Regions from separate parts of the Homo sapiens genome. Here region 1 is linked to region 2. A link is a contact called in ENCODE POLR2A ChIA-PET data. All regions are on one chromosome and are shown on one strand. Each heading gives the region's core, a stretch centred on a gene start or an enhancer-like site at or near the end of the contact. The rest is flanking DNA. Distances are from core to core; before and after follow the strand shown.

Evidence for each region. ChIA-PET counts read pairs that join two places held with the same protein, here RNA polymerase II (POLR2A).
Region 1: POLR2A ChIA-PET joins it to region 2 with 32 read pairs in activated T-cell. The contact joins two enhancer-like sites. POLR2A ChIA-PET finds 5 or more read pairs at or near these places in 4 of 52 experiments (A673, B cell, WTC11 and 1 more).

Annotation. Positions count from the first base shown.
Region 1 is chr17:41,701,467-41,707,178 of GRCh38, reverse strand. No RefSeq gene overlaps it. Among named protein-coding and RNA genes, the nearest start is that of GAST, 8.0 kb to the left of the region's middle. RefSeq lists an enhancer at 1,335-2,127. Within about 2 kb of position 1,869, at least 2 of the 41 ENCODE cell types and tissues checked have a DNase peak (open chromatin) inside an H3K27ac peak, as active enhancers do.
Region 2 is chr17:40,539,445-40,545,817 of GRCh38, reverse strand. No RefSeq gene overlaps it. Among named protein-coding and RNA genes, the nearest start is that of CCR7, 23 kb to the left of the region's middle. RefSeq lists enhancers at 2,691-2,860, 3,141-3,270. Within about 2 kb of position 3,702, at least 30 of the 41 ENCODE cell types and tissues checked have a DNase peak (open chromatin) inside an H3K27ac peak, as active enhancers do.

The DNA.
Region 1 (5,712 bases), core at 620-3,119, 1.2 Mb before region 2:
GGCCGGGTGTGGTGGCTCACGCCTGTAATCCTAGCACTTTGGGAGGCCAAGGTGGGCAGATTGCCTGAGCTCAGGAGTTCAAGACCAGCCTGGGCAACATGGTGAAACCCTGTCTCTACTAAAATACAAAAAAAAAAAAAAAGCCGGGCGTGGTGGTGTGTGCCTGTAGTCCCAGCTACTTGGGAGGCTGAGGCAGGAGAATTGCTTGAACCTGGGAGGCAGAGGGTGCAGTGAGCTGGGATCGTGCCACTGCACTCCAGCCTGGCGACAGAGTGAGACTCTGTCTCAAAAAAAAAAAAAAAAAAAAAAAAAAAAAAAAAAAAAAAAGAGTAACAGAAAAACAAGGGTCCCCTGTGAAGGAGACTGTTCCCTGAGGAGGGAGAGGCTTCTCAGTGGACCCAGGCACACTCCTGCCTGCCAGGGCTGGCTTTGGGAAACAGATCACTATTGATGAGCTGCAAACCGTTGTCAGGGAGGCAGTGCCTTGGCTTCCTAATTGGTTATTGATGGCAGAAAAGGAAGAGCTTGATGACGACTCAATCATTCTGGCCCAGGCAACCAGGGCTTTGGAGGATGTGGTAGTTCTGGGGACAAACAGTGACACCTGGAAGGTGTTTGCATCAATGAGGGCATCCATGATCCCCCCTGGGGTAGGGGGCTAGGTAGGGGGAGGTGGGTTCTTGGGTTCTGGCCTCAGCTGCTGTCTGAGAGTGGTGACATGGCAGGGCCAAGAGGGCAGCCTGCAAGCTGCTTGCAGACTGGGCTGGAGAGGCTGCCCACCACCCCTGGGCCCAGGCTGGGCTGTCAAGGACAGAGAGTAGTGGCTACCCTTACTCTGGCTTCCGCTTCTCTCCTGAGCCTCCTCTCTCCTTTTCTCCTCTGATGCCCACCTGTGCCTTCGAAGCAGTGGTTCTCAGCCCAGGCTTTGTATTTGGATCACCTGGCCTCAAGTGATCCTCCCTCCTGGCCTCCCAAAGCCCTGGGATTTATAGGCATGGGCCACCACGCCTGGCCTAACAGTGGTTTTAACTGGGAAAAATAATCCTAAAGGCCCCTCTGTGAGAGGATGAGAGGAGTCTTTATTCGGGTGTGTTCCAGGCTGAATGGCTCATCCCCGGCCCAACAGGTAGGAGGTGAGGGAGCTGAGTTGGGGAACCCCCGGGTCTTGGACTCCATGTGCTGCTGCCTCTTCTCGGCCCACAGCTTCCCATCCCACCCTCTCCAGAAGCCTCGCTCCTGCTGAATCTGTCTTCACTGTGACCTCCAGCTCCTCCACTGTCTGGCTCCTCCCAGCCCGCCTACCCCTCCCAGGGTTTGTCATCTCAGTTCTGTGTGATGCACATAGATTGCTGCCCCTGTCCTGCTTCTGAACCTGCCAGGCTGGTCCCAGGTCCCTGACAGGCCACCCCGACCCCTTCCTCAGCTCCTGCCACTCCCTGCAAAAACCGACAGGAAGTTTCCGAAAGTGACCAGTTGATTCAATTGCAAATTAATATTCTGCAGCTTGGTTGTTACTGGCAACTGTGGTGAATCATTTCTCTTTCATTCCCAAGGTCATTTGACGTCAGCCCCCTTTTCCCCACCGTGAACACAGCTGCCTAAGTCCCGCTTCCGTCCTTTCCTCCTTTCCTCCATCGCTGGAGGTTCTGTCACCCCATTCAGTGTCAGCCCCTCCACCAGGGCCCATCATCCCAGACCCTCCTGCCTGCTTAGAGACCGTGTGCTTTCACTCTTTCATTCACTCATTCATCCATGCATCTGTTTACTCAACACAAATTTTCCAAGTGCCTGCTTTGTGTCAGGCACTGTTCTGACCCTGGGGACACAATGGTGATCGAGGGGGGTCTTTGTTCTTTCTCTTCCCTTTTCTTTGTTGTCTATTGAGCCCAGGAGTGGGGTGGGTTGGAGTGACACATGGTGGGCTCAAGGGGCCATGGGGGAGGTTTGGATGGCTGGTTATGCCTATGACCTCGCTATTGAGAACGTTATTTCAGAGAAGGTAGAAGGATCAGTGCGTTTCTTCAAGCTTTACTGAAGTTTTGCTGCATATATAAACCCACCTGATTCCAAATGATCCCTGGCAGACGGCAGAGGTCATTTCTGTCCACGAGCCAGAGAGATGCTGCCATGTGGCAAGGGCAACACCCCTGCTCATAATGTGCCCACCCAGCCAGCTTTGGAAATGATGCAATTCTTTTTTTTTTTTTTTTTTTTTTTTTAAATAAGCCATTTAGCCAGGCGCAGTGGCTCATGTCTGTAATCCCAGCACTTTGGGAGGCTGAGGCAGGCAGATCACTTGAGAACAGGAGTTCGAGACCAGCATGGCCAACATGGTGAAACCCCCGTCTCCAATAAAAATACAAAAATTAGCTGGGAGTGGTAGCGCATGCCTGTAATCCAGCTACTCAGGAGGATGAGGCAGGAGAATTGCCTGAATCCAGGGGGTAGAGGTTGCAGTGAGCCGAGATCAGACCACTGCACTCCAGCCTGGGCAACAGAGTGAGACTGTCTCCAAAAAAAAAAAAAAAAGCCATTTATTTAGATATTGTTTATATACCATACCTTTTGCCCTTTGAAAGTATACACTTCAGTGGCTTTTATATTATTTACTTTCTTTTTGAGACAAGTTCTTTTTCTTTTTCTTTTTTTTTTGAGACGGAGTCTTCTTCTGTCACCCAGGCTGGAGTGCAGTGGTATGAACTCAGCTCACTGCAACCTCCACCTCCCGAGTTCAAGTGATTCTCCTGCCTCAGCCTCCCAAGTAGCTGGTATTACAGGCGCCCATCACCACATCTGGCTAATTTTTTGTATTTTTAGTAGAGATGGGGTTTCACCGTGTTGGTCAGGCTGGTCTCGAACTTCTGACCTCAAGTGATCTGCCCGCCTCGGCCTCCCAAAGTGCTGGGATTACTGGCGTGAGTCACTGCGCCTGGCTGGGGTCTTCTTATATTGCCTAGGCCGGTCTTGAATTCAGGTGATCCTCCTGCATTGGGCTCCCAAAGTGCTGGGATTACAGACTTGAGCCACTGTGCCCAGCCAAAGACAGGTTTTTTGCTGTGTTGCACAGGCTATTCTCTAACTTCTGGGCTCAATGATCCTCCCACCTAAGCCTCCCAAGTAGCTAGGACTGGAGATGCAAGCCACCAAGCCCAGCTTCAGTGGCTTTTAGTTCACACATTTGTGCAACTATCACCATTATCTAATTCAGAACACTTTCATCACCCCACACCCATTTGCAGTCATTCCTCATTCCCCCTTTTCCCTGGAAACCACAAATCTACTTTCTGTCTCCAAGAATTTGCCTATTCTGAGACTTTCATTTAATTGGAATCATACAATATACGGCCTTTTGTGTATGGGTTATTTTACTTAGCATGATGCATTTGTGATTCATTCATGTTGTAGTATACATCAGAACTTCATTCTTTTTTTTTTTTGAGACAGAGTCTCGCTCTGTTGCCCAGGCTGGAGTGCAATGGCAGGATCTCAGCTTACTGCAACCTCCGCTTCCTGGGTTCAAGTGATTCTTCTGCCTCAGCCTCCCAAGTAGCTGGGATTACAGGTGCCTGCCACCACGCCCAGCAAATTTTTTGTATTTTTAGTAGAGACGGGGTTTCACTATGTTGGCCAGGCTGGTCTCGAACTCTTGACCTCAGGCAATCCACTCGCCTCGGCCTCCCAAAGTGCTGGCATTACAAGTGTGAGCCACTGCACCCGGCCTTTTTTTTTTTTTTTTTTGAGACAGAGTTTCGCTTTTGTTGCCCAGGCTGGAGTGCAATGGCGCGATCTCGGCTCACTGCAACCTCCGCCTCCAGGGTTCAAGCGATTCTCCTGCCTCAGCCTCTCGCGTAGCTAGGATTACAGGTGCTCACCACCACACCCGGCTAATTTTTATATTTTTATTTATTTTTTATTTTATTTTATTTTTTTTCGAGACAGCGTCTCACTCTGTTGCCCCGGCTAGAGTGCAGTGGTACGATCTTGGCTCACTGCAACCTCCGCCTCCCGGGTTCAAGTGATTCTTCTGCCTCAGCCTGGCCAGCATGGTGAAACCCCGTCTCTACTAATAATACAAAAAATTAGCTGAATATGGTGTCGCGTGCCTGTAAGCCCAGCTACTCGGGAGGCTGAGGCAGAATAATTGCTTGAACCTGGGCGGTGGAAGTTGCAGTGAGTTGAGATTGCGCCATTGCACTCTGGCCTGGGTGACAAGAGTGAGACTATCTCAAACAAAACAAAACAAAACAAAACAAAACAAAGAAATGGTGCCAAATCTTATTTATTAATTTAGAGACAGGCTCTCTCTCACTCCCGTTGCCCAGGCTGGTGTCCAGTGGCGCAATCTTGGCTTCCTGGGCTCAAGTGATTCTCCCCTGTTAGTCTCCTGAGCAGCTGGGATTGCAGGCACACACCACCGCACTGGCTAATTTTTTTTTTTTTTTTTTTAGTAGAGACAGGATTTTGCCATGTTGCCTGGGCTGGTCCCGAACTCCTAGGTTTAAGCAATCTGCCCGCCTTGGCCTCCCAAAGTGCTGGGATTACAGATGTGAACCACCGCGCCTGGACCAAATCTAATTTAGAGCATTAAAAAGTATTCATGGCCGGTAATGGTGGATCACGGCAATAATCCCAGCACTTTGGGAGGCTGAGGTAAGAGGATCACTTGAGCCCAGGAGTCTGAGACCAGCCTGGGCAACATAGCGAGACCCTGTCTCTACTTAAAAAAAAAGCCAGGTGTGGCAATGTGAACCTGAAGTCCCAGCTACTTGGGAGGCTGAGGCGAGAGGATTGCTTGAGCCCGGGAGTTGGAGGCTGCAGTGAGCTATGATCAGATTGCACTAGTGCACTCCAGCCTGGGTGATAGGGTCTGGTGCACTCCAGGGCCTATCTCAAACAAAATAAAACAAAACATTCATTATTAAACAAAGGAACTAAAATAAATGTGTGAATCTTTAAACTCAAGAAGTTAGAAAAAGAGCCACAAAATCAAGGAAAATAAGGAAGAAAGAAAAATAATAAAATCGGAGATTAATGATTGAGAAAAACAGAAAAAAATGATAGAGTTGCTAAGATTAAGAATGGATTTTTTGGTTGGGTGTAATTCCAGCACTTTGAGAGGCCAAGGTGGGAGCATCCCTTGAGACCAGGAGTTGGAGGCTGCAGTGAGCTATGATCACTGTACTCAGCCTGGGCAACAGAGTGAGACTGTGTCTTAAAAAAAAAAAAAAAAATTGGCCTGGCGCAGTGGCTCACGCCTGTAATCCCAACACTTTGGGATGCTAAGGCGGGTGGATCACCTGAGGTCAGGTTTTCAAGACCAGCCTGACCAATATGGAGAAACCCCGTCTCTACTAAAAATACAAAATTAGCCAGGCATGGTGGCACATGCCTGTAATCCCAGCTACTCAGGAGGCTGAGGCAGGAAAATGGCTTGAACCCAGGAGGAGGAGGTTGCAGTGAGCTAAGATGGTGACACTGCACCCTAGCCTAGGTGACAGAGTAAGACTCCAACTCTAAAAAATAGTAAAATTAAAAAATCTCCTTTAAAACAGAGTGCTTGTTGGACAGGAGGTCCACACGCAGGAGCCGTGACCCTGCGGCACCCAGGTGTCCAAACGGGCTCCCTCAATCCACAGCCACTCTTGCCAGCCGTTACCCAGTCACAGCAGCCCGGGTCACTGCACAGTTTAAATTGTCTTTAATCATAGTCCT
Region 2 (6,373 bases), core at 2,453-4,952:
CCCAAAGCAGTAAGAACAATGCCCCTGTGCTCCCCGCAAGCACAGGGCGGTCCCGCCCTCAGAGTCAGTCAGAGGATGCCCACCTCCCTTCTTACTAGCTACACAGCCTTGGGCACGCCGTGTAACTCCGGGCCTCAGCTTCCTCCTTTGTGGAATGGGATAGCCAATTCTACATTGCAGGGTGGCAAGGCACACACAGACACAACACCTCCTGGATTCCTGCAGCAATCAACAGCTCGTCTCGTGATCAGGCCTGCAATCTGATTCTTGGCACAGGAACTCCAGACCCCCTCATTACAGCAGACATTTGGAACGCGTTTATTTCCCATCTTCTCCTGGTCTCACTTCACACCTCACAGCCAGGTACAAGCACAGAGGTGGATGTAATTCATGGCCTCATGGCCACCATCACTTCAGGGACCTTCAGGATCCTGCAGCCCCATCCTGCCCCACCCCCTACCCAAACCAAGCAGGACTCCAAGGCCTGGAAATTTTTCTTCCTCCTCTATTCTTTTTTTTTTTTTTTTTTTTTTTTTTGAGACGGAGTTTCACTCTTGTTGCCCAGGCTGGGCAATGGCGCGATCTCGGCTCACCACAACCTCCGCCTCCAGGGTTCATGCCATTATCCTGGCTCAGCCTCCTGAGTAGCTGGGACTACAGGCACCCACCACCATGCCCGGCTAATTTTTTGTATTTTAAGTAGAGACAGGGTTTCACCGCGTTAGCCAGGATGGTCTCGATCTCCTGACCTCATGATCTGCCCGCCTCGGCCTCCCAAAGTGCTGGGATTACAGGTGTGAGCCACCGCGCCTGGCCTCCTCCTCTATTCTTTACCCCCAACCTGTATTCTCCACCCCCAACCCTAACCTTCCTAATTTATTTATTTATTTATTTATTTATTTATTTATTTAGAGACAGAGTCTTGCTCTGTCGCTAAGGCTGGAGTGCACTGGCTCACTGCAACCTCTGCCTCCCAGGTTCAAGTGACTCTCCTGCCTCAGCCTCCCGAGTAGCTGGGATTACAGGCATGCGCCATCACGCCCAGCTAATCTTTGCTTTTTTTTTTTTCTTTTTTTTGACAGAGTCTCGCTCAGTCGCCCAGGCTGGAGTGCAGTGGCACGATCTCGGCTCACTGCAAGCTCCGCCACCCGGGTTCACGCCATTCTCCTGCCTCAGGCGCCCGAGTAGCTGGGACTACAGGCGCCCGCCAATATGCCCAGCTAATTTTTTGTATTTTTAGTAGAGACGGGGTTTCACTGTGTTAGCCAGGCTGGTCTCGAACTCCTGACCTCTAGTGATCCGCTCACCTCGGCCTCCCAAAGTGCTGGGATTACAGGCATCCCTATTTAAAATTGTCCCAGCCTCTGTCCCTTCCCTGAAAACCCCATCATTCTGTTAGGTGATACCAGATTCTTAAAGAGTGATTCGGGAAAAACGAATGGGCCCTAAGGGGCATGCCAGTGTGCCCCATTCCAATTACAGTCACCCACAGGAGAGAGGAAAGGTCGTCCAAGTGGCCACCAACAAGAAACTATTTCATCAGATTTCTTTTTTGTTTGTCTGTTTGAGACGGAGTCTCACCCCGTCACCCAGGCTGGAGTGCAGTGGCGCGATCTCGGCTCACTGCAACCTCTGCCTCCCGGATTCAAGTGATTCTCTTGCCTCAGCCTCCCAAGTAGCTGGGACTACAGGCACGCACCACCACATCCAGCTAATTTTTGTATTTTTAGTAGATACAGGGTTTCACCATGTTGCCCAGGCTGCTGTCAAACTCCTGACCTCATGATCCGCCCACCTCAGCCTCCCAAGGTGCTGAGATTACAGGCGTGAGCCACTGCGCCCGGCCTATTTCTTCAGATTTCTTATAGGACATAAGTCACTCAGATCCCCTCACAGGCTTTCTGTCAACTTACTGAGAGGGAAACTGAGTCAAGGAAGAGTGAAGTGACTTGGGTGAGCAGCAGAGTTGAGGGTTGTGGTCTTTCTGATGTGCAGTCTCCATGAGACCAGATCCAGAACAATCCATGCCCCACCGCACTAGCACACAGCTGGTTCCCATTCCCCAGGCGTGGGAAACAGCCGGGCTGGTTGGAGGCCTGCCAGGGTGGGAGGTCTGGTCACCAGGTGCCCCAGGACAGGGAGGAGGGGGCAAAGCAGGGGGTCCGGCATTCAGATTCCCATACTGGTCTCACCGTTTATCATCCGTGTGACCTTGACAAGTGCCTTCTCCTCCCTCGATGCAGTTTCCCCGTTTGAAAACAGGTGTGATGTTGTTAAAACCTCCCTGGAGTGTTACATTAAACGAGGTAGTGGATGTACAGCTCTTCGTAAAGTGTAAAGTGATAGAGAGGGTAACAATAGACACTCTTCCATAACAATAGCTGGAATAATCGCCTCTGCTGTGGGGACCTCAGTGGCTAGTTTAGGGGTCATCTTTCCCCGTGAGATGAGGAATTACTCCCCTGTGACACACGAGGACAGAAGGCATTTGCTTTGGTTACAGAGTGAGGGGACTGGCATTGCTGAGCCTGTGTGCTCCCACGTCACGTGGTCCCTGGCAGGTCCCCACTTTGCCCCTGTCTGACCAAAGCTCCTCCCAGGAAGGGAGACTTTAGGCCCCAAACTTAGCAGGTCCAGACCAACTCCTGATTGGCTGGCCTAGCCCAGTGCCTGGCACATCATAGGTCAAAACATGCTCGTGGAATAAATGCTCATGAATGGCGAATGTGGGGTCTTCCCACACCCTTGACTCATAAGTTTAAAATCTACCCAAAAACCCCAGCATTGCAGAGACATGCCCAGGCAGACAGGCCCCTCTGTGGAAAGAGCTGTTTGTCATGGCTAAAGGTAAGGGCCCCATTTCAGACACTGTCCTGGAAGAGTCCCAGACAGTCAACAGATGACCCTGCCTTTTAACATCCACCCCATCCCTGCCAAGCACAGGGTCCCGGGCTCTGACGCAAGCACCTCTGCAAATAGATGTCGTTTCCATGGGAACTGAAACCCCAGTTTGTTTTTCCCTCCAAGGCACTCTGTAATTTCCAGCACAGTCTGTGCAACGTCAGCCTGGTAACCTCGTGCTGAGCTGTTCTCCGGGTCTGTGTCCAGCACAGGGAGCTGAGCTGACCTAGAGAGGTCATGGCAAGACTGTGCTCCCAGAAGGGCCTCCAGAGTTCGTGGGCACCAGCCCCTGCCTCCCCCCTGCAGAGGGGTACCCAGTAGATAGGTGGAGTCAGAGACGAGTCCTTGAACCTCCCTAAGGGAGGCCTGGGGGGTTAGGGGGGAGTGGAAGGACGGGGGCTCATTTCCAGTAAGAAGTGGGAGGGAAGGAAAAGGTCTCAGTCTGGAAGCCTGGGCCCCAGGGAGGGCGGGCGATGGGTAACAGATGATTTCTGGCTGCTAGAGGAGGGTGTGCTCTCAGCAGTTGGATCATTAGCCTCTATTGTCTGAGCCTCCGTGAGGAAACAGCCGTGGAAGCAAAAGCAGAGGCGAGAAGGACTTGGGGAGATGGAGGCGGAAAGGAGGGGGAGGAGGTTAGCGGACGAGGCAACGATGAACTTTAAGGACAAGATGCCAAGAGGACGGAGGAGGGGCTGCCGTGCCAGAAGAGTGCTGCCCCCTGTCCCCAGCACCATTCAAGCTTAGGGCCTGGGGAGGCAGGTCCTTTCCTGCTCCAGCCTTGAGATGACCAAGGCCCCAGCCAACACCTTGATGGCCGCCTGTGAGAGACCCAGAGCCGAGGACCCAACAGAGGCCCAGGCTGCAGCTGACATGCTCCGGAGTCCTTCCATCTGCCACGGGGAATGGACAAAGTGTTCCTCCAACCCCTCGGGGTGGCCTAGGGGCCCTCAAGGACCCCAGAAGGGGAGTCTGAGGCCAGAGTGAGAACCGGGATGCCTTTGAACTAGCTCTTTGGCCCCTCTCTCTCTCTTTCTCAGTGCCCTCAACAATAACACCTGCTCTCATGCTTCCAGGGCACTGTGGGCGAGGTGAGGACTCCGGTGTGAAAGTGCGACTGCCAGAGCCTGGCTGTTGTTACTACTACCCATGGGGGGGCCCTGCCCGCACCTCCCACCCCTCCACCGTGTCCCGAGCCACAAGGCAGAGTGACTGCCTCTCTTCAGCCACAGTCCCTGGGTTATTCAACAGCGGCTACCAGGACAGGCAGCCAAGGCCCTAAAGAAAGGGAGAGTAATGCTAGGAGGGAAACAGGACATGGCAGGCAGCACCCTCTCCCCAGACTGGCATCCATTGCCACTGCTTCCTGGGGGCCCTGTAGCCTGGTGGCCCCATACCCTGGCCCTCATACTCTAGCCCAGCCTCAGCATCTCAGGCCACCTCCCCACTCCACCTTGCGGTTAACAACAACAGTCAAACCACTGACCTGATTTTCTGCAGAGAGGAAAAGATAATAGGGCACCTCGGTGCATGTTCGCATGCACACACACACAAACACAGACACACACACACATGCACACACATACATGCATGCACACAGACATGCACGCACACACTCATGCATTCACACGCGTACACTCGCACACATGCACACACACACACACGCACGCATGCACACACCCCCACTCAATGGAAACTTTCTCTGTCTCCTTGACAGGAACCCAGCCCTGCCAGGGAGCTTCCTCAGGTAGAAAGTTCAGTGTTTATCTGCGGTTGATCAGAGGCCCGAGTTGAGTTCCTGGAGCCTCCCTGGGTGAGCACCGCCGGCCTGACCTGCCTCCCCTGCCCAGGGACAGTGCCTCTGGCCTGTCTAGGTCTCTGTGGGGTATCTGCTTTCTCCCTGAACTCTTGGCATTGTGCTGGGCACTGAGAAAGGGATTGATAAGACCCTTGACCCTCAAAAGAGCCAGAGAGACCTGGGATGGGAATAATTCCCAAATAAACCAGTGCTTCCCCTCCCTAAACTTTCTCATAACTCAGGGTCCTCCAAGCCTCAAAAACATCTCAGGGCCATGTTCTGCCACATACAAGTGATGAGGTGTCCTCAGAGTAAGTTCTCAATGGTTGGCGACTGTTCTTATTTTTCATCACATCAAAGGGCAGCCACCTTCCTCCGCCAGTGGGGCAACTGAGTGCAGGAGCTCCGCGCCCCAACCACCCACTCAACTTGTGGTCTTGGCGATGTACAAAGTGTCACAGCCGGAAGGGACACGAAGGTCACAGCCAGGAAAGTGTTTTGCTCAGCCTCTCACTCCCAGGCATCCACACTCACTGCTCAGAGTATGACCTGAACCCGCAGCCTCAGCACCACCCAGGAGCTTGTGAAAAACCAGAGCCTCAGGCCCCAGACCTAAGGAATCTGAACCTGCATCTTAACAATGCCCTCAGCTGATTTTTAGCCCAATAGGTTTGAGACTCCCTACTCCCCCACGCTGGGCTCAGCCTGGGCCTAGGCCTCCTAAGAGCTACATTATGCCCAAAGAGCTGGTCAGCCATGCCCAAGAGAGGCTGTGGCCAACCCACCACAGCCACCACTGCCCTGTTCCTCCAGCCACGTGTCAGATGAGGTTGATGTGGTGCTGAGCTTAGGTCCTAGCTGCCCACGTTGAAGAAGAGCAGGGGGCAACAGCTTTGCTCCTCTGTGCACGGAGGACCTCCATGCTCTACTCTGCCCCAGATGCCACCTCTCCTCCACCTTCCAGACCTTGCCTTTCTTGAAGCAAGGGGCGGTGGTGGGCCACACGCTTGGTCTCATCTTATCTGACCTAAGCTTATAAGGCCAACTGGCTCACCTGCGCTCTAGGAGCTGACGGTGGTCACCAAGGTGACCCTGTACTCCAGTTCTGCCTGCCTCCTGTACTTTGGCTTGTGTCCCCTGGGTTAGATTCCCAGCCACAGACTAGAGCCAAAACGTGGGCCTCTATACTCTGCAGCAGTCAGCTCTCCAGCTGAGCCACAGGCGCTTCAGAGAGGAGAGTGGTGCTGCTGAGAAGGCCATGTGTAGAACCTGACAGCCATTAACAGCTATCAACACCCCCAGGGTGTGAATACCATTGATTCCTTTATTGCTATTAACATTTTAGTGTGAATTAGCTGCTGGCTGTTTGTCAATTGGCTGGCAGAGAGTGGCTGGGGCATCCATACTGTTAAGTTTTGATAGGAGATACTGGTCCTCCAGAGGGGAAAAGCCCAGTCCAGCTATTTCCACCTCTCCCATGCTACCCTACGTAGCCACACTTGCTTGTCTCAGCCTCACCTGGGCCCTAAAGCAAGGGGTGCCAGAGCAGACTCTCCCCAGAGGTGGTGAGTGCTGTAATCGCTCCCATCGCTATGCTAGGGTTCTGCACCTGGGGCTCAGATCACTACATTCCTTTTAACAATAGTGGTGCCTCAGATAAATCTCATCAGCTATTGG